Regions from separate parts of the Homo sapiens genome. Here region 1 is linked to region 2. Evidence: chromatin loops called from intact Hi-C (ENCODE). Cell type or tissue: Panc1. All regions are shown on one strand. Links, peaks and the distances in the headings refer to the core of each region. The heading gives the core; the rest is flanking DNA. Region 1 overlaps TFAM (transcription factor A, mitochondrial). Region 2 has its middle 29 kb from the start of CISD1.

Region 1 (9,184 bases), core at 1-8,000, 100 kb after region 2:
ACCTGGTTTCCAAGCCTTTTTTTCCCCCGACATCCAGAATACACACTGGATCCAAGCCTTTCTTAAACATCAGTACATGTGGAAGACTGGCATGCCATATACCAAATGCCATTCAGCTGTAACAGTATACACAGATTTTCTCTTATAAAGAATAAGAACATCATAACCAATGACCACTCATATAAAGTCTTATTTGTGTGTGTGTGTGTGTGTGTGTGCACGTGTGTGTGTTAGAGTCTCATTATATTGCTCAGGCTGGAGGGCATGGTGTGATCTTGGCTCACTGCAGCCTTGACCTCCTGGGCTCAAGTGATCCTTCCGAGTCGTTGGGACTACAGTAGGTGAACACCACCATGCCTGGCTAATTTTTGTATTTTTTTTTTAATCAAGATGGGATCTTGCTATGTTGCCCAGGCTGGTCTCAAACTCCTGGCATCAAGCGTTCCTCCTTCCTTGGCCTCCTTAAGTGCTGGGATTATAGGTGTGAGCCACCATGCTTGACCATAAAGCCTTACTATTTCTTTTGGAGACACAGTCTTGCTCTGTCCAAGCTGGAATGCAGTGATGTGATCATGGCTCACTGCAGCCTTGAACTCCCAGGCTTAAGAGATCCTCCCATCTCAGCCTCCTGAGTAGCTGGGATTATAGGTGCAGACCATCAAGCCTTGCTATTATTTTTTAGACTTTTCTTAATTTCATCCAACAAAGTAGTTGCTGTAGGAGCTGAGTGTTAGAAGGAAAGATGCTGAAGAAATGAAATCAAGCAGGGTGTATACTGTCATGAATAGGCATACAGTAGTTTTTATACTTTTGTTCTTTGGAGTACCAATGTTAGGTTTTACAAAAGTAATTTGATGAGGGGAAGGAGGGTTGTGTATTTATTTTACTTTCTGATGTTTGCTTAAATAATACTGTGTACGTATTCAGCTTGCTGTAATTCTGTAATTACGCTATTGCGTTTGGCTAACTCCTTTTTGGAAATGTCTTTTTTTTTGTACAAGGCATGTGTTAGTTTTTACTAATTGCTCTGAATGTGTATATTTAGATTTCTGAATTGAAAAAAAATAGCGTACAATAAGTAGATTTAAAGTAATTAGAACACTTTATTGATTTTTCTGATGTTTTCTGTATCTAAAATTTATCACCACCAGGTTGTGCTAAAACAGCAGGAAGTTTTTATATTGTGAGTGACAGTACCCATTATTTCTCTTAATTTTACTAACATTTACTATAAGAATATTCTCTCGCTCTTTTCTCCACTCACAGCCATTCTCCCTCCTTCTCTTCATAACATCAAGCTGTCACAGACAAATCTGAAAATGTTACAAGCACAGACTATGTTGTATGTTTTGAAATTTTAGAACAGTAATGTTCTTTTTAAAATTGAACTTCTGCAGAGTAAGAAAATGAATACATTTATTACTTTAAATTTGTAAAATTTTCCAAAGTAAAACCATACAAAGCTAGTGTCAGTCTCTCTCATTGTTCACAAATAAAGGACTTTTGTTAATTGATTAAATCACTTACTATATTCGATATGAAATATATAAAACATACAACCATTATCTAATACATTTCAGAATGTTTCACTGGTTACAGGAGCCAGTAAATAAAGTTGACTCTAAACAGGAATTTTAAATAAACTAAACATTTTTTCATCACCAAGCATCATTTATATATTGGTTTCTGATTTACATATGTGATGTCTAAGAAAATCTCTGACTTTATTCTTTTTTGCCTGTATTAATTTAAAATTTATCCCATTTCGTCTCCCCCTTCCCACAAATCAGGTATACAATGGGGGAAGAGGGAAAGGAGTACATAGTTTTGACACAGTGACCTTTTATTATATAGGTTACCAACTGCTAGCCTTCATATTTTTAGAAAGGGCAGTTTTGATTAGACCCATCTATGAGGTTCTGTTTTTTTTTTTACTGGAAATTTCATGCGTTAAATGTTGGGTAGGATTAAGTGATGAGACGACGGGTCCAAATGTATTAATCACTGGGAAGTGTTGAAGTATTACCGACCATCTTACTCATTTCTTTATTTTTTCCTCTCAGTCACCAGTCAGAACAGGTCATCAGTAGTTGTGTAACTAAGATGAACAGGAACTTTGGTGTCAGGGGATACTTAGTGATGCCAGTAGTTTTTCCAAGCTTGAATTTATACTGTGACTATCAGGCAATATTTAGATGGGGGTAATGGAAACTTTTTTAAAGTATAGGAATTTTCTCCTTATGCTGACATAAGTAACATCTGATGCTGTAGAAGCTTAGTATCAAATATTAATTGGACTGAAATAGTTCAGAATATTTTCCCAAAATGATTTCCTCCCACTCAGTTTTTACTTTTGCAGAGCTTCTACTTACCATTTGTAGTAACCTGAATGACAATAAAATGGTGAAAAAAAGATTTGAAATGGTGAAACCGCCTTCTTCCAGATATCATTCAGGTGACTAAAATGCAAAACCAAGTACAATAGACAAATAATAGCAACACTAGAAAACAAGAAATACTACCGTCAATAGAGCAGCAATTTCTAGGTATTTTTGGAAGACAGGAGGGACATAGGGATTGACAGGTGTTTGTTGGTGTCAGTGTGAGCAAACCACGTAAGCTGAGTGAAGCAGAAATGGAGAGGTCTCACCAATTCTGAGTAGTGAGGGCTAGTAACAAAGATTAACCCTAAGGTGGGTGGACATGGGTGTGTGGTGGCTGGTTCCTGTAGTCGCAGCTACTCAGGAGGCTGAGATGGGAGGATCACTTGACCTAGGAGTTCAAGTCAAGCCTGGGCAACATGGCAGGACCCTATCTTTAAAAAAAAAAAAAAAAAAAAAAAGGCCCTTAAGGTGGTTGGAGAGAAATTACAGGGTGCATGGGGCAGGAGAGGGGTAGGTATCAGTAGACGTAAGGTTTGCTTTTTTCTCCCCAGTGAATATTTTACTCAAAACTGAGGAAAGTAGAGTGATACGCTACTGCAGAATAGGTTTTTTGTTTTTTTTTTCAAGCCGGGTGCTGTGATTCTTGACTATGGCTGAGTAGAATCAACCGTCAGTGCATGCAGATAGCTGGGCCAGAATCTGGAGGGTGGAACTGGCCATTTAAAAAAGTTCTTTAGATTTAATAATGTGGAGCTATCATTGGTGGGAGTAGTATTATAACTCAGAGCTTCCTAACTTCCTAAGCTGGCAGTTCAGTAGTGGCTGATAATGAGTGAATCATGTATATGGCAATCTTACACTTGTTATTGTATGTCTTTTTTATAGCCATCCTAGTGGGTTTGAAGTATCTCGTGATTTTGATGTGTTTACATTCTGACTAATGATGTTGAGCATTTTTTTATGTACTTCTTGGCCACTTGTATTTCTTTGGAAAATTATCTATTCCAGTTCTTTGCCCATTTTGAAATGGGTTATCTCATTTATTACAGTTTCAGGAGTTCTGTATATATAATAGACATAAAGCCACTATAAAATAAATTAATTACAAATATTTTCTCCCATTCCAGGAATTGTTTTTTCACTTTATTGATGGTATCAGTTGCAGCACAATAATTTTAATTTTGATGGGGTCCAGTTTATCTATTTCATTTTGTTGCTTGTGCTTTTGGTGTCATATCCAAGAGACCATTGCAAAATTGAAGATTATGAAGATTTACCCCCAGTATTTTCTTCTGTTTTATAGTTTTAGCTCTTGCATGTAGGTCTATCCATTTTGAGTTAATTTTTGTGTATGATGTGAGATAGGTGTCTAGCTTCATTCTTTCACCTGTGGATATCTGTTTTCCTAGCACCATTTGTTGAAAAGATTATTTTTTCTCTGTTGAATTGTCTTGACACCCTGGTGAAAAATCGATTGACCACAGATCTATGGGTTTATATCTGAAGTCTCAATTCTATTACATTGATTTATATGTCGTCTTTATGCCAGTATGACATTGTCTTGACTACTGTAATTTGTTATAAATTTTATAATAGGAAATCTGAGATCTCCAACTTTGATTTTTTTGAAGATTGTTTTAACTACTCTGGATCTCTTTCATATTCATCTGAATTTTAGGATCAGCTTGTCAATTTCTGTAAAGAAACCAGCTGGGTTTTGATAGGGATATATTGGATCTGTAATTAAAGTTGGTGCTTTTGTATATTAGTTTCTAGTATTCTGTGTCATCAGTGGCATCTTCATATTAACTTGCTTATGGCAGATTATAAATTTGTTCTCTACATAATTTTGGAGCATGATTGTGGGCTAACCTGCCAGTGAGAGTGGCTGCTGTGCAGCTGACAGTCTTCTATATTTGTGGAAAGGCAGGAGAAACAGCACGTTCAATTGCCTCGTGTTAGGATGGACAGAATTCGGTTAATTCAAGAGATATTTGAGAAGTTGAATCCACAGGACTTGATAATTGATGGAGTGTGAGAGATAAGGTAGAGAAAGATAGAAAAGGTTATGCTTAAGTTTCTTTGGGCAGCCAAGATGGGGAATGTTGAAGAAGGAGCTGAATTCCTTCAATTTGATCATTTCTCTACCTAGACCTATAGATTTCTGGTCCCTCTAGGTTATTGTATCCAGGGCTCTAAAGGCAGAACAAGGCTAGGATTTAGGATGCAGGCATGCATACAAAAATATGTTAAAGCTGGAAGGGTTGATAGAGTTACTACATTAGGCATAGCCAAGGCTTTATTTATATAGAGACAAACATAAGAGCTCTGAATGCATCCAAAGAAATCAGAGCTTGTATCCAAGGACATCAATGCTATTGGGGACAGAAAGGTGAGACATCAGTACTGTAAGTGACAACAGACAGCCTGAGATGTCAGTGTAGGCAGAAGTTAGGCTGGGGTCTCCAGAATCAGATGTTCAACTGACAGCAAGTGTGAAGGAGGACTTTGTCAGGGAGAACTGGGATCAGTTTCCAGAACCAGGAGAGTAGAATAAATAACATCATCTACCTGGAGTCTGAAGTTCATCCAAACTAGTGTTTATCAAAGAAATTTTAAGAATCATCTGTAAAACACGTAAAATGGAAATTCCTGGATCTCTCAGCAGGTCAACAAGAGGCTCAAGTGATCCTGCCACAGATGGAATATTGATCGTAATTTAAGAAACACTGATGAAACTATCAAAAAGACCAATTTCATGATGAATCAGCAAGCTACTAGGACATACGTCCTCTGTTGACATCTAGGACAAATCTTAATGTATGAATGGAGATTGGGGTTATCTACAAGGAATGGAGCTGTTACCAGAAAGGGGATCTTGATTCAGACCCCAATAGAGGCTTGGATCTTGCACAGGAAAGAATTCAAGATGAGTTGCAAAGTGCAGTGAGAAGAGATAGTTTATTGAAAGCTACTCCATTCCAGAGTAGGCATCCTCAGAAAACAAGCAGAGGAATGCACTGTCTTTAAGTTTTTCTTATATAGGGGTCTTCTCTATGTAAAGACTAAGGTGTGCGTACAGGTGGATAGACAGATAGCATGACAAAATTTAGTACTTTATTGATTTAAGGAAATCCATCCTTGGCCAGGTGCGGTGGCTCACGCCTGTAATCCCAGCACTTTGGGAGGCCTAGATGGGCGGATCATTTGAGGCCAGGAGTTCAAGACCAGCCTGGCCAACATGGCGAAACCCCATCTCTACTACGAAATACAAAAATTAGCCAGGCATGGTGGCACACACCTGTAATCCCAGCTATTCAAGAGGTTGAGGCAGGAGAATCATTTGAACCCGGGAAGCGGAGGTTGCAGTGAACCAAGATCATGCCACTGCACTCCAGCTTGGGTGACAGAGCCAAACTCCATCTCAGATAAATAAATAAATAACTCTGTGTTTGACTTCTTAGTGTGTAAGTGCATCAAAGCATAACTATAATTCTTGGAAGCATATATTGTTATGAGTATTGGGACTTCTGGACTTTCTGCTGTAGGAGTTTGTTCTTACAGGTGTCTTTAAGCTGTTTTCTTAGCTGTGAACATCTTAGTTCTATGGGTCATGACTGGGAAGTTTAAGATGGAGTTGATTTTAAAATGGTGTCACTCTGGCTCTTCTAGGCTTCTGCTTCCCTAATACAGTCACACTAGATAGATCTTTGGCCAGTCATGTCCTGTCATCCTCTAAATCAGGGTTTCTTGACCTGATTGGTGGGGAGGGAGGGCAGAGCAGTTTGCCTCAGAACATTTGGCATTATTCTGAGAAATACATGATTGTCATGACTGGGGAGGGTACTACTGGCATCTAGTGGGTAGAGGACAAGGATGCTGCAGAGTCATCCCCATAGCAAAGAATTGTCCAGTCCCAAACATCAGTCTTGCTGCTGTTGAGAAAGCCTGCTCTATATCCTGAAGGATCTTGTGATAAAGAGAAGAGTAATTGCTTCCTAGGTTCAAGAGACATGGCTAAGGTAGTTCTAACTCTTTTTCTGGGGGGCTGCTACAATTAGCAATATCCACACCACTACCGAAAGAAATACTAAACTTTTTGGAAAGAGAAGGATTGGGGAGAAGTGTGTGCAATGAGACAGGAAAGCCCCAGGAACTCCCCTGAAGTCTTTTCCATGAAGACTGATCCATGACAACAGCTGTGTGCATGGTATTAGAAATCCCTGTGGAAAGTGACCAGTAAAGAGAGCTTGTACTTGTGTAACAGTTTAGTTTACAAAGCACTTGTGTATTGCTTAGCTTCTTCTTTGCCTTGGGAAGTAACCAGGATTATTGGTTTCCTGTGGCTGCTGTAACAAATAACCAGAAATTTGGTAACTTCAAACAAGAGAAATTTATTCTCTCACAGTTCTAAAGGGCGGAAGTAATCCTGGCTCATGCCTGTAATTCTAGCACTCTGGGGGGCTGAGGCAAGAGGATCACTTGAGCCAGGGGTTCGAGACCAGCCTGGGCCACATAGTGAGACCTCATCTCTAGTAAAAAATTAGCTAGTCGTGGTGGTGCACAACTGTATTCCCAGCTACTTGGGAGGCTGAGGTGGGAGGCTCGCTTGTGTCAGGGAGTTTGAGGCAGCAGTAAGCCGAGACTGCACCACTGCACTCCAGCCTGGACAACAGAGCTAGACCTTGTTTTAAAAAAATAAAAAACAGTAATTTTAAAAGGCTAGGCGTCAAAAATCAAGGTGTCAACAGAACCATAATCCTTGTGGAAGCTCTAGGGGAGAATCTGTTCTTTGTTTCTTCCAGTTTCTGGTGCTGTCAGCATTCTTTGGCTTGTAGTGGCTGCAGCTCCCTCTGCTCCGTTTTCATATCTTCTCTTCTCTATGTGTCCCCAGACTCCTTCTGCCTTTCTTTCCCAAGGATACATGTGATTTCATTTACGGTCCTCCCAGATAATCAGGAAAAACCCTTCATCTCAAGAAACTTAATCACATCCTTTGCCATACAATAATACTCATGGGCTGCAGGGATTAGGGCGCAAGCATTTCCTTCTTTGGCCTACCATTCACCCCACTATACACAACAACAACACCCATCTTATAGATTATTTAGTAGGTCACACGGCTAATTAATTGTGGAATTCAGCATTGAGCTCAAATCCTGGTTTCATCTTTCATCACTATAGGGTGTATCATAATAAGAAACAAAGATGAGAAAAAAACAGGTAAGGCACAAAAAGAGAATAGAGGAGAAATAGGGATGTGGAAAACAAAATTAAGTTGCAGACTTGAGATTTTGGACAGTAAACAGAAAAAAATATTGCTGTGGAAAAGGTCAACAGGTGAGCCCAGGGACAATTGCCAATTAATTTTTCTTTGTCACCATATCTCCAAGTGGCTTAGTGCTCTAGGCCTGGAACTGTCTACAGTTGAAATAATTCCACTTACTTACAATAATTGGTACAGTGCCTTGCAAATAACGTTTCATCATTGGAAGGCACCATAGTTACTGGGCCCTCTAACATTTTTTGAAGCTTAAGTTCTATAAGGCCTTGTTGATTTGGTATTTTTATAAACCTTGCAAATAGTTAAACCTTGCCAGATGACTAACACTCCCAGGTAAATGGTAAACAATGTGGCTCTCATTTTTTCTACTCCTTGTCCGACATTGTCCAATTGAGAGAGACCACTGTCTTTAGGCCAGCTCCTCACAACCTTGCAGCACATTAGAGTCGCCTGGGGGAGTTTGTTTATTTCTTAATTTATTTTGAGACAGGGTCTTGCTCTGTTGCTCAGGCTGGAGTGCAGTGGCACGAAGAAGGCTCACTGAAGCCTCAACTTACTGGGCTCAAGGGATCCTCCCACCTCAGCCTCCCATGTAGCTGGGTGGGACCACAGGTGCGTGCCATCACGCCTAGCTAATTTTTTAAATTTTTTGTAGAGATGGGGTCTTGCTGTGTTGCCCTGGCCGGTCTCGAACTTCTGGGCTCAAGCAATCCTCCCACTTTGGCCTCCCAAAGTGCTGGGATTACAGGCATGAACCACTGCGCCTGCCCTCACCAAAGGAACTTTAAAAAAACATAATATTCTTGCCCACCTCAGACAATTAAAGAGCCAGAGAGTGGGGCCTGAGAAAAGGGGTCCTCAAATGTTTTTACTTCTATTTTTTTATTTTCAAATTCACATTTTAAAATAGGCATATACAATTTTGTGTTTAAAGAGATAAAGGACTAAATTTCTAGCATATTGTAAATACTGACTTAAGATAAAAGTCATATCACTTTTGAAATGTGTATAATAGGTTCTAAATACCATAGTTAACACACTTCTTATCATTGGGAATTTTCCCACCTTTCTATTCCACACTTTCCATAGAATTTTATCCTACTAACATATTTTCATGCTTGGATATCTTTTGTTTATCACCCTATCATGTAAGTCTTCTGGAGCAAGAATACCTATATAAATTTGGATTTAACTTTTAAGATTTCCTGTTTCCTTAGGCTCTAAGTCCTTAAAATTTCTGGATAGTGTGCTCATTGTAATTGCTATTGAATGCACTTGATAAAAGCAACATTAATATAATTTGGTGGGTATAAAAACCAAATTTCTACCAGTGAAAGAATAAACTAAATAAGGTATATTTATATGATGGAATGCTCAGCAATAAAAAGTCAGGAACTACTTATATATACATTAGCATGAATAAATTTCAAAACTGTTGTGCTAAAAGAAGCCAGACATAAAAAAAGTATGTACTATAGGATTCCATTTATGTTAAAATATTAGAAAATGCAAACCA
Region 2 (9,120 bases), core at 1,121-9,120:
TTACAGGAAAGGAAAGGAGAAACAAAGTGCCCTTAAAAAATTGCCCCCAGGCATGAGTGGGTGGGTCTATTAGTCTGTTTCCATATTGCTATAAAGTACTGCACAAGACTGGGTAATTCATAAAGGAAAGGCTCAATTGACTCACAGTTCAGCACCGCTGAGGAGGCCTCAGGAAACTTAAACTCATGGCAGAAGGTGAAGGGGAAGCAAGGCACCTTCTTCACGGGGCAGCAGGAAGGAGAAGTGCCAAGCAAAGGGGGAAGAGCCCCTTATAAAACCATCAGCTCTCCTGAGAACTCACTATCGTGAGAACAGCATTGGGGAAATGACCCCCATGATTCAATTACCTCCACCTGGTCTCTCCCTTGACTTAATGGGGATTATGGGGTTTACAATTCAAGATGAGATTCGAGTGGGGACACAAAGCCTGACCATATCAGTGGGTAAGGGTGTGATTGAAGTCTCTTATTCCTGTCTCTCGCCTGATTAATTCTGCATACCTCACATAGCTCAGACTGCTCTGAGTTACTTTTCTTTCACATTATCGAGCACCTACTGTTTGCCAGACTGTAGGTAACAAGACGGAAACAATTTCTGCCCTCATGGAGTTCATCAATACACATACACACATCCCTCTTAGTAGGAGAAAAGGCTAGTGTTAGAGACAAATAAAAAGGTCCTTATTAATTAATATGATTAGAGCTATGAGGTGAGAGAGTGAAGTACAAAAGCTATATAAGTACAAGGGGCATAAATCTAGAACCACCCATGTCAGGGCAATAAGAATTAAAAAATGAGTTATGTTTTTGAAGGGAAATGGAGGCAGCAAGTTTCAAGGCTTGGAGACCAGTTCAGAGAAATACACCTTGCCCTTTCCACCAAGATGGATGTGATTGGTTCCACCACTTGTTATGTCTGCAGTGTGCCTTCCGGTAGAATAATATCATTAATAGTTTTTTTTCTCTTGACTTTTAATATGCAAGATGAAATCTAGTTGTCACTCCTGACTCAATGTCAGGATTAAGTAGTTAGAAGAGGCAGCTCACATTGCCTTGGCCAAGACTTAAAAGGTCTTGTATTCAAATGTAAACCAAAAATAAAACTAAGCCTCCCAGCCCACTAAATGGACCCCCTCTCAGCCAAAGTGATGCCAAACAAACATGAAAAACCAGATCAGGTCATGTTGGGAAGTGGGAACTCAGATATGTCTCATTATATCCTCTTCCTTTTGGGGTTTAGACACAACAAACCAGCATTAACATTAAAATAGAGATCTTAAGACTGACAGACTTGGTAGCAACAAGACATGAAATTCCAGCCGGGTGCCATGGCTCATGCCTGTAATCCCAGCACTTTGGGAGGCCAAAGCAGGTGGATCACTTAAGGTCAGAAGTTCAAGACCAGCCTGGCCAACATGGTGAAACCCTGTCTCTACTAAAAATACAAAAATTAGTGGGGTGTGATGGTAATCCCAGCTACTCAGGATCCCGAAACAGGACCCAAGGAGGCGGAGGTGACAGTGAGCCGAGATCGTGCCACTGCACTCCAGCCTGGGCAACAGAGCAAGACTTGGTCTCAAAAAAAAGATGAAATAACCTGACACTAGTATAGCATTACATGACAAATAGCAGGCCCTGAAGGAAATGAAAGTATTTTGTCCCAAAATATGTTTCTTTGACATATTTTATAATGGCCCTGCAAAGCTGCCTCTTGTGGGGGAAATGTGCATTCCATAGAGAATCCCCTTCCCTTTCCAGATCTTTTTCTGATCCTGAGGAGATTAGCTGAGAGTCTCTAACATCTTTTAAATGTCTGAAGAGGAAATATTTGCCATCTATTGCCTCTAAAAGCAGCCACCTTTGAGGCTTTACCTACATAATAACTTTGATCTTCACAACTGCTTATCTTAACCCAGACACCCTGTTCTGTTTATCCCAGCTTGTAAATAATAACTTAGATCTTTCTACAAATTGCCAATCAGAAAATCTTTGAATCCACCTGTGACCTGAATGGTCCTGATGTTCTGGATGGAACCAATATATACTTCACACAAAAACCAAGCTATAACCCAGCTACCTTGGACACATGTTCTCAGGACCTCCTGAGGATATGTCATGGGTCGCAATCCTTAACCTTGGCAAAATAAATCTCTAAATTGATTGAGACCTGTCTGATACTTTTTGGTTTACACAACCATGATCACTTCACCAGAGAGGCTAAAATGTTAAATCACTGGTGGTTATGTCCTCTCATTTCCTAATGAAGAAATACCTGACCTGGATACAAATGTTTCATGATCTCAGTACAAACAGTGATGTTTTAAATTAAGCTATACCGGCCACATGTGGCGGCTCACGCCTGTAATCCCTGCACTTTGGGAGGCTGAGGCAGATGGACCACTTGAGGTCCAAAGCTCAAGACCAGCCTGGCCAACATGGTGAAACCCTGTCTCTACTAAAAATAAAAATACAAAAAATTAGCCGGCTGTGGTGGGGGGTGCCTGTAATCCCAGCTACTCGTGAGGCTGAGGCAGGAGAATCGCTTGAACCCAGGAGGCGGAGGTTGCAGTGAGCCAAGATCACACTACTGCACTCCAGCCTGGGTGACAGAACAAGACTCTGTCTCAAAAAAATTAAAAATAAAAATAAATACATTAAGCTATACCACCATGTGATTTTTGAAGAAGAAGGTTAAGTGGGTATTTATATCAAGACCATTCTTTTCATTATTCACTGCTCATTATTGAGCACATTGGGGGAATCCCTAACAAAGAGATAAGGACGTTAGGTCAGGTCATTTAGCCTCTTTAAGAACCTACAAAACATGGATAAGCCTGTAATCCCAGCACTTTGGGAGGCCGAGGTGGGCAGATAACAAGGTCAGGAGATCGAGACCATCCTGGCTAACACCGTGAAACCCCGTCTCTACTAAAAAAATACAAAAAATTCTAGGGTTTTTATGGTTTTAGGTCTAACATTTAAGTCTTTAATCCATCTTGAATTAATTTTTGTATAAGGTGTAAGGAAGAGATCCAGTTTCAGCTCTCTACATATGGCTAGCCAGTTTTCCCAGCACCATTTATTAAATAGGGAATCCTTTCCCCACTGCTTGTTTTTCTCAGGTTTGTCAAAGATCAGATAGTTGTAGATATGCGGTGTTATTTCTGAGGGCTCTGTTCTGTTCCATTGATCTATATCTCTGTTTTGGTACCAGTACCATGCTGTTTTGGTTACTGTAGCCTTGTAGTATAGTTTGAAGTCAGGTAGCATGATGCCTGCAGCTTTGTTCTTTTGGTTTAGGATTGACTTGGCGATGTGGGCTCTTTTTTGGTTCCATATGAACTTTAAAGTAGTTTTTTCCAATTCTGTGAAGAAAGTCATTGGTAGCTTGATGAGGATGGCATTGAATCTATAAATTAACTTGGGCAGTATGGCCATTTTCACGATATTGATTCTTCCTACCCATGAGCTTGGAATGTTCTTCCATTTGTTTGTATCCTCTTTTATTTCATTGAGCAGTGCTTCGTAGTTCTCCTTGAACAGGTCCTTCACATCCCTTGTAAGTTGGATTCCTAGGTATTTTATTCTCTTTGAAGCAATTGTGAATGGGAGTTCACTCATGATTTGGCTCTCTGTTTGTCTGTTATTGGTGTATAAGAATGCTTGTGATTTTTCTACATTGATTTTGTATCCTGAGACTTTGCTGAAGTTGCTTATCAGCTTAAGGAGATTTTGGGCAAAGACAATGGGGTTTTCTAGATATACTATCATGTCATCTGCAAGCAGGGACAATTTGACTTCCTCTTTTCCTAATTGAATACCCTTTATTTCTTTCTCCTGCCTAATTGCCCTGGCCAGAACTTCCAACACTATGTTGAATAGGAGTGGTGAGAGAGGGCATCCCTGTCTTGTGCCAGTTTTCAAAGGGAATGCCTCCAGTTTTTGCCCATTCAGTATGCTATTGGCTGTGGGCTTCTCATAGATAGCTCTTAGTATTTTGAGATACTTCCCATTAATACCTAATTTATTGAGAGTTTTTAGCATGAAGGGTTGTTGAATTTTGTCAAAGGCCTTTTCTGCATCTATTGAGATAATCATGTGGTTTTTGTCTTTGGTTCTGTTTATATGCTGGATTACATTTATTGACAAAAACCCTAGAAGAAAACCTAGGTATTACCATTCAGGACATAGGCATGGGCAAGGACTACATGTCTAAAACACCAAAAGCAATGGCAACAAAAGCCAAAATTGACAAATGGGATCTAATTAAACTACAGAGCTTCTGCACAGCAAAAGAAGCTACCATCAGAGTGAACAGGCAACCTACAAAATGGGAGAAAATTGTTGCAACCTACTTATCTGACAAAGGGCTAATATCCAGAATCTACAGTGAACTCAAACAAATTTACAAGAAAAAAACAACCCCATCAAAAAGTGGGCAAAGGACATGAACAGACACTTCTCAAAAGAAGACATTTATGCAGCCAAAAAACACATGAAAAAATGCTCACCATCACTGGCCATCAGAGAAATGCAAATCAAAACCACAATGAGATACCATCTCACACCAGTTAGAATGGCAATCATTAAAAAGTCAGGAAACAACAGGTGCTAGAGAGGATGTGGAGAAATAGGAACGCTTTTACACTGTTGATGGGACTGTAAATTAGTTCAACCATTGTGGAAGTCAGTGTGGTGATTCCTCAGGGATCTAGAACTAGAAATACCATTTGACCCAGCCATCCCATTACTGGGTATATACCCAAAGGACTATGAATCATGCTGCTATAAAGACACATGCACACGTATGTTTATCACGGCATTATTCACAATAGCAAAGACTTGGAACCAACCCAAATGTCCAACAATGATAGACTGGATTAAGAAAATGTGGCACATATACACCATGGAATACTATGCAGCCATAAAAAATCATGAGTTCGTGTCCTTTGTAGGGACATGGATGAAATTGGAAATCATCATTCTCAGTAAACTATCACAAGAACAAAAAACCAAGCACCACATATTCTCACTCATAGGTGGGAACTGAACAATGAAAACACATGGACACAGGAAGGGGAACATCACACTCTGGGGACTGTTGTGGGGTTGGGGGAGGGGGGAGGGATAGCATTAGGAGATATACCTAATGCTAAATGACGAGTTAATGGGTGCAGCATGCCAGCATGGCACATGTATACATATGTAACTAACCTGCACATTGTGCACATGTACCCTAAAACTTAAAGTGTAATAATAATAAAATTTAAAAAATAAAAATAAATAAATAAAATAAAAATTAGCCGGGCGTGGCAGCGGGCGCCTGTAGTCCCAGCTACTCAGGAGGCTGAGGCAGGAGAATGGCGTGAACCCGGGAGGTGGAGCTTGCAGTGAGCCGAGATCGCGCCACTGCATTCCAGCCTGGGCGACAAAGCGAGACTCCGTCTCAAAAAAAAAAAAAACATGGATAAGAAAACTATCTCACAGAGTTGTCATGAAGGTGGAATGCACAGGAAGCACTTTCCACTGTGCACAACACCTGGTAAGTGTGTTCCATTATTCATTACTGTCCATTTTGGTTCAGCAGTTTAACAGCATGTCAGAATGAGTAGGAATCATAACTACTGCATAGTCATGAGTGTTTCCATTCAAAGAAGCCATTTTCTTTATTAGAAACTATAGCTTAGTGGTAACTATAGTCAACCAACTACAGTTGTTCTGGGGACTAAGGTTGCTTTCTTTGTTATACCCTTTGATTAATAATGTTAAAAGACCCAGAAGAAGAAACTGGAGAAGGACAGAAGCAATAAACACATCACACAAAGGTGAGGAGGTTGGAAATCTGAACTGAGAGAAGTAGCTCAAACATTTCTACTTTTTTCTAGTTCCTCTTTTGTCCTTTAGCCTCCTTTATTAATATCTGCTCCATAGGGGGAAAGCCTAGTGAGAAATCCAAGTTTTAGGGACCTCTATGCACTTGTTACCATGTCCACCAGGGGGAGGCCTGACAACACATTTCTGTGGTAAGGTAATAGGTGGGAGTGGGTCAAAGTCTCTTTTTTGTAGAAGTTTCTCATTAACACTTCATCAAGATTAGAAAAACAGTGATACTGTTGACGAATGCACGTGTGCCACTTGATTTCAAAGAAGCAAGTTGATTTCAACCGTCTAATTTTTTATTGGTGTGCTAAGAAAGGGGCGAATATAAACCCTAAGGGCAGAATCAAAAACCAGACTGTAAGCTGATCAAAGTAAGGGGATCTTAGACTGTTCTTTTATCAGTAGGACAGAAAAATGCACACTGGCAGAGAGCTCTAAGAAATTCCACATGTAATATCAAATAAAATTTCTAATCTCACATTGCCTTCAAATACATCTTAAATTATAGGAAATGTTTAATACACTTCTGGGGTGAAGCACATTTCTCTACCCTTACTCTTTTAAGTTTATGGGTTTTTTTTTTCCTGCTGGGTAAGAAGGATTCCATATATTCATAATTCCGCACTCGGATGAAATGAAGAGTCAACTTTCTATGGTATATCTCTGTGTATTTATATATTTGTAGTATTTATGATGTCTTACAAATACCAACTGCAAGCTAAAAAGTCACTTTACAGATAGAAATCAAGGTATAAAGTATGCAATTAGAAAAGAAGTAAACATGCCTTTGGGGATTATTATTTATTTATTTATTTTTGAGACCGAGTCTCGCTTGGTCGCCCAGGCTGGAGTGCAGTAGTGCGATTTCAGCTCACTGCAAACTCTGCCTCCCAGGTTCAAGTGATTCTCGTGCCTCAGCCTCCTGCGTAGCTGGGATTACAGGTGTGCCCAGCTAATTTTTGTATTTTTAGTAGAGACGGGGTTTCACCATGATGGCCAGGCTGGTCTCGAACTCCTGACCTCAAGTGATCCACTGCCTCAGCCTCCCAAAGTACCGGGATTACAGGCATGAGCCACCGTGCCCAGCCTGATTATAATTTATATTGGAAGTTATTGTATAAGCAGAAAATTCAGAGAGATCCAGAAAAGAGGTGGGAGCTCTTTGGGTTTTAATAGTTGGAAAACACTGCATGGAAAAAATCCAGCATGACCTGGATCTTTATAATAGTATACATAAGGAAGAGACCTGTAAGGAAACACCTGTCATACTTGTCTGTTCAATGGCACTAACACAAATAAACAAATAGGCTCACTCTCAATGTTTGAATACAGCCCAAACAATAGAAGCAGAGCTCAGTGTGACATGGAATTCCATGACAACCTTCCTTCTAAGCAAATTCCATTCAATTTTCATCCCCACTTAATCACTTGCACCATCAGTTTAAACTAGATTTTATAAGAACCTGCCTGCTAATGAATACTATTATTTCTGCATAGGGTTTTATAGAGATTTTAAAATGCTTCTCATATATCATCTCAGTTGATCTTCACAGCAAATCTGTAAAGTTGGTAGGGTTTATTGGTCCTTATTTTATAGATGGCCTGAAAAGTTAGGTGCCTTGCAAAGGTCATGCCATTAACAAAGAAGGTATATAATGTTGACGTGAAGTCCTATATGCTTTCTGCAGCAACAGATCACCTCTTGTATCATGACCAAATGTGAATCTAACTCATTTTAATTCATTTTTTCTCTTCTGTCCCTTCCTCTATCTCCATGCTTCTTTTTTGAAGATCTTCCCTTAATTTTTTTTTCCTGAAGCCTACAAATTTCTCCCACTTATTTATCTCTTTATTATTTATGTAGCTCTGATCCTTCAGGCTACACACCTTTTGCAAGGATATGGATAATGTCTACTTTCCTTTGATTTTTTTGTCCTCCTCCTGTTTGTTCTATTCTGACTCTAGAGACAACAGGCTATTTGGCATAGATTTTATATGTGAATTGGTCCCTTTCCTTCTTATCTGAGGCATTTAAGCATGAGTTGACCCAAATTGACATGCTCTCTGGACTTCTATTCATTACACAGACTTCAGCTTCCACAACATCTAAAATAGTCTCTAACTGGATATCAGATTTCAGAGTGGTTTTTTTTTTTTTTTGGGACTTACTGGTCACAGTGCCACCAAACCTTTATATTCTCAGGTCCACATATCAAAAATCTGCCCTGGATTATAATATTATGCTGCTTTACCACAATATGTCTTCCACCTAATCATATGATCTCCAACAATTTTATTCCTGAATAATAATGTATGTAGACAAATATTTAGCTTGCTGCTTAATCCTGTGTCCTTTAAAAACTGTTCTTCAGATCTTATTTCTTCAGATGTTTCTTCACACATAAACCATAAGCTTTACATCACACTCCATCACAGTCTGTCTAAAACTAGGCAAAATGGGATTTCACATCAAAGTTTCACCTATATAATCCCTGAGGACCAGCTGACTTGGAAATTAATCCTAGCAACAGATAATCTTCGCAGAGATTTCTGATGAAGTGTTTTTTTCCCTGAGACATTGCTGGCAGTCCTTTTTAATTCCGGTGACCTTAGAGGAATAAGCAGATGTCCCAACCCTATCAGAAGTTCCTTTTGCCTTTTCCCCTCCTCAAGGTACAGCAGAATTTATCTCTCTGCTTTTTTTTGTTCCATCCTTTATACATTTAAAAAAAGAGAGAGATGTTACAACATTTCTTTTGCTTCTTTTTCTGCTACCTTTCTACTCTTTGAGACGACTATTATCAGACAAAGCTGGCTGCAGATCTTGGCTCCACCCCACTTTATCACCTGTGTGACCCTCAGCAAATGAACCTCTGAATCTCTGAACCTCAGACTCTGTGTGTGTAATATACAAAAGGTGATAGCTACTTCAAAAGGCTGTTGTCAGGAACAAGGCAGATAATATACCTAAAGCACGTAGCACAATGTCTGGTTCATAATAAGTGCCAAGACACCATGTTATTATTTATTATTATTATTTTTCCTCTTCTCAATTTCAGTTCTTCCCAGTGCTTACTTCCCAATTACTTCATGGCATAATCTTTTTACTCTCCATCAATTATTTTTCAAGGACTCTATTCCCTCTCAAAGTGGACTACTAGCTAACCTTCTACCAAAGCAGCCATCAATATTCAGGACGCCAATAATACTGATTAAATATTCACTGTAATGTCTAGTCCTA

What was found. Hi-C counts contacts between places; a loop is a spot of excess contacts. Peaks named below come from ENCODE experiments on the same cell type or tissue, not always from the same donor. Only the 100,000 strongest peaks of a DNase experiment are listed, where the experiment ranks them.
Region 1: a loop joins it to region 2, with 3 times the contacts of the local background. A loop is called at or near these places in 48 of 110 quality-filtered maps.

Annotation. Positions count from the first base shown.
Region 1 is chr10:58,397,556-58,406,739 of GRCh38, forward strand. It overlaps TFAM (transcription factor A, mitochondrial), which reads left to right. Exons shown (of 7, transcript NM_003201.3): 7 at 1-1,665. Among named protein-coding and RNA genes, the nearest start is that of TFAM, 17 kb to the left of the region's middle. In Panc1, for the core only: no CTCF peak of the experiment used is centred there; a DNase peak (open chromatin) is centred at 3,197.
Region 2 is chr10:58,293,703-58,302,822 of GRCh38, forward strand. No RefSeq gene overlaps it. Among named protein-coding and RNA genes, the nearest start is that of CISD1, 29 kb to the left of the region's middle. In Panc1, for the core only: CTCF peaks have their summits at 5,997 (motif pointing right) and 6,259; a DNase peak (open chromatin) is centred at 5,999; H3K27me3 peaks cover 178 bases.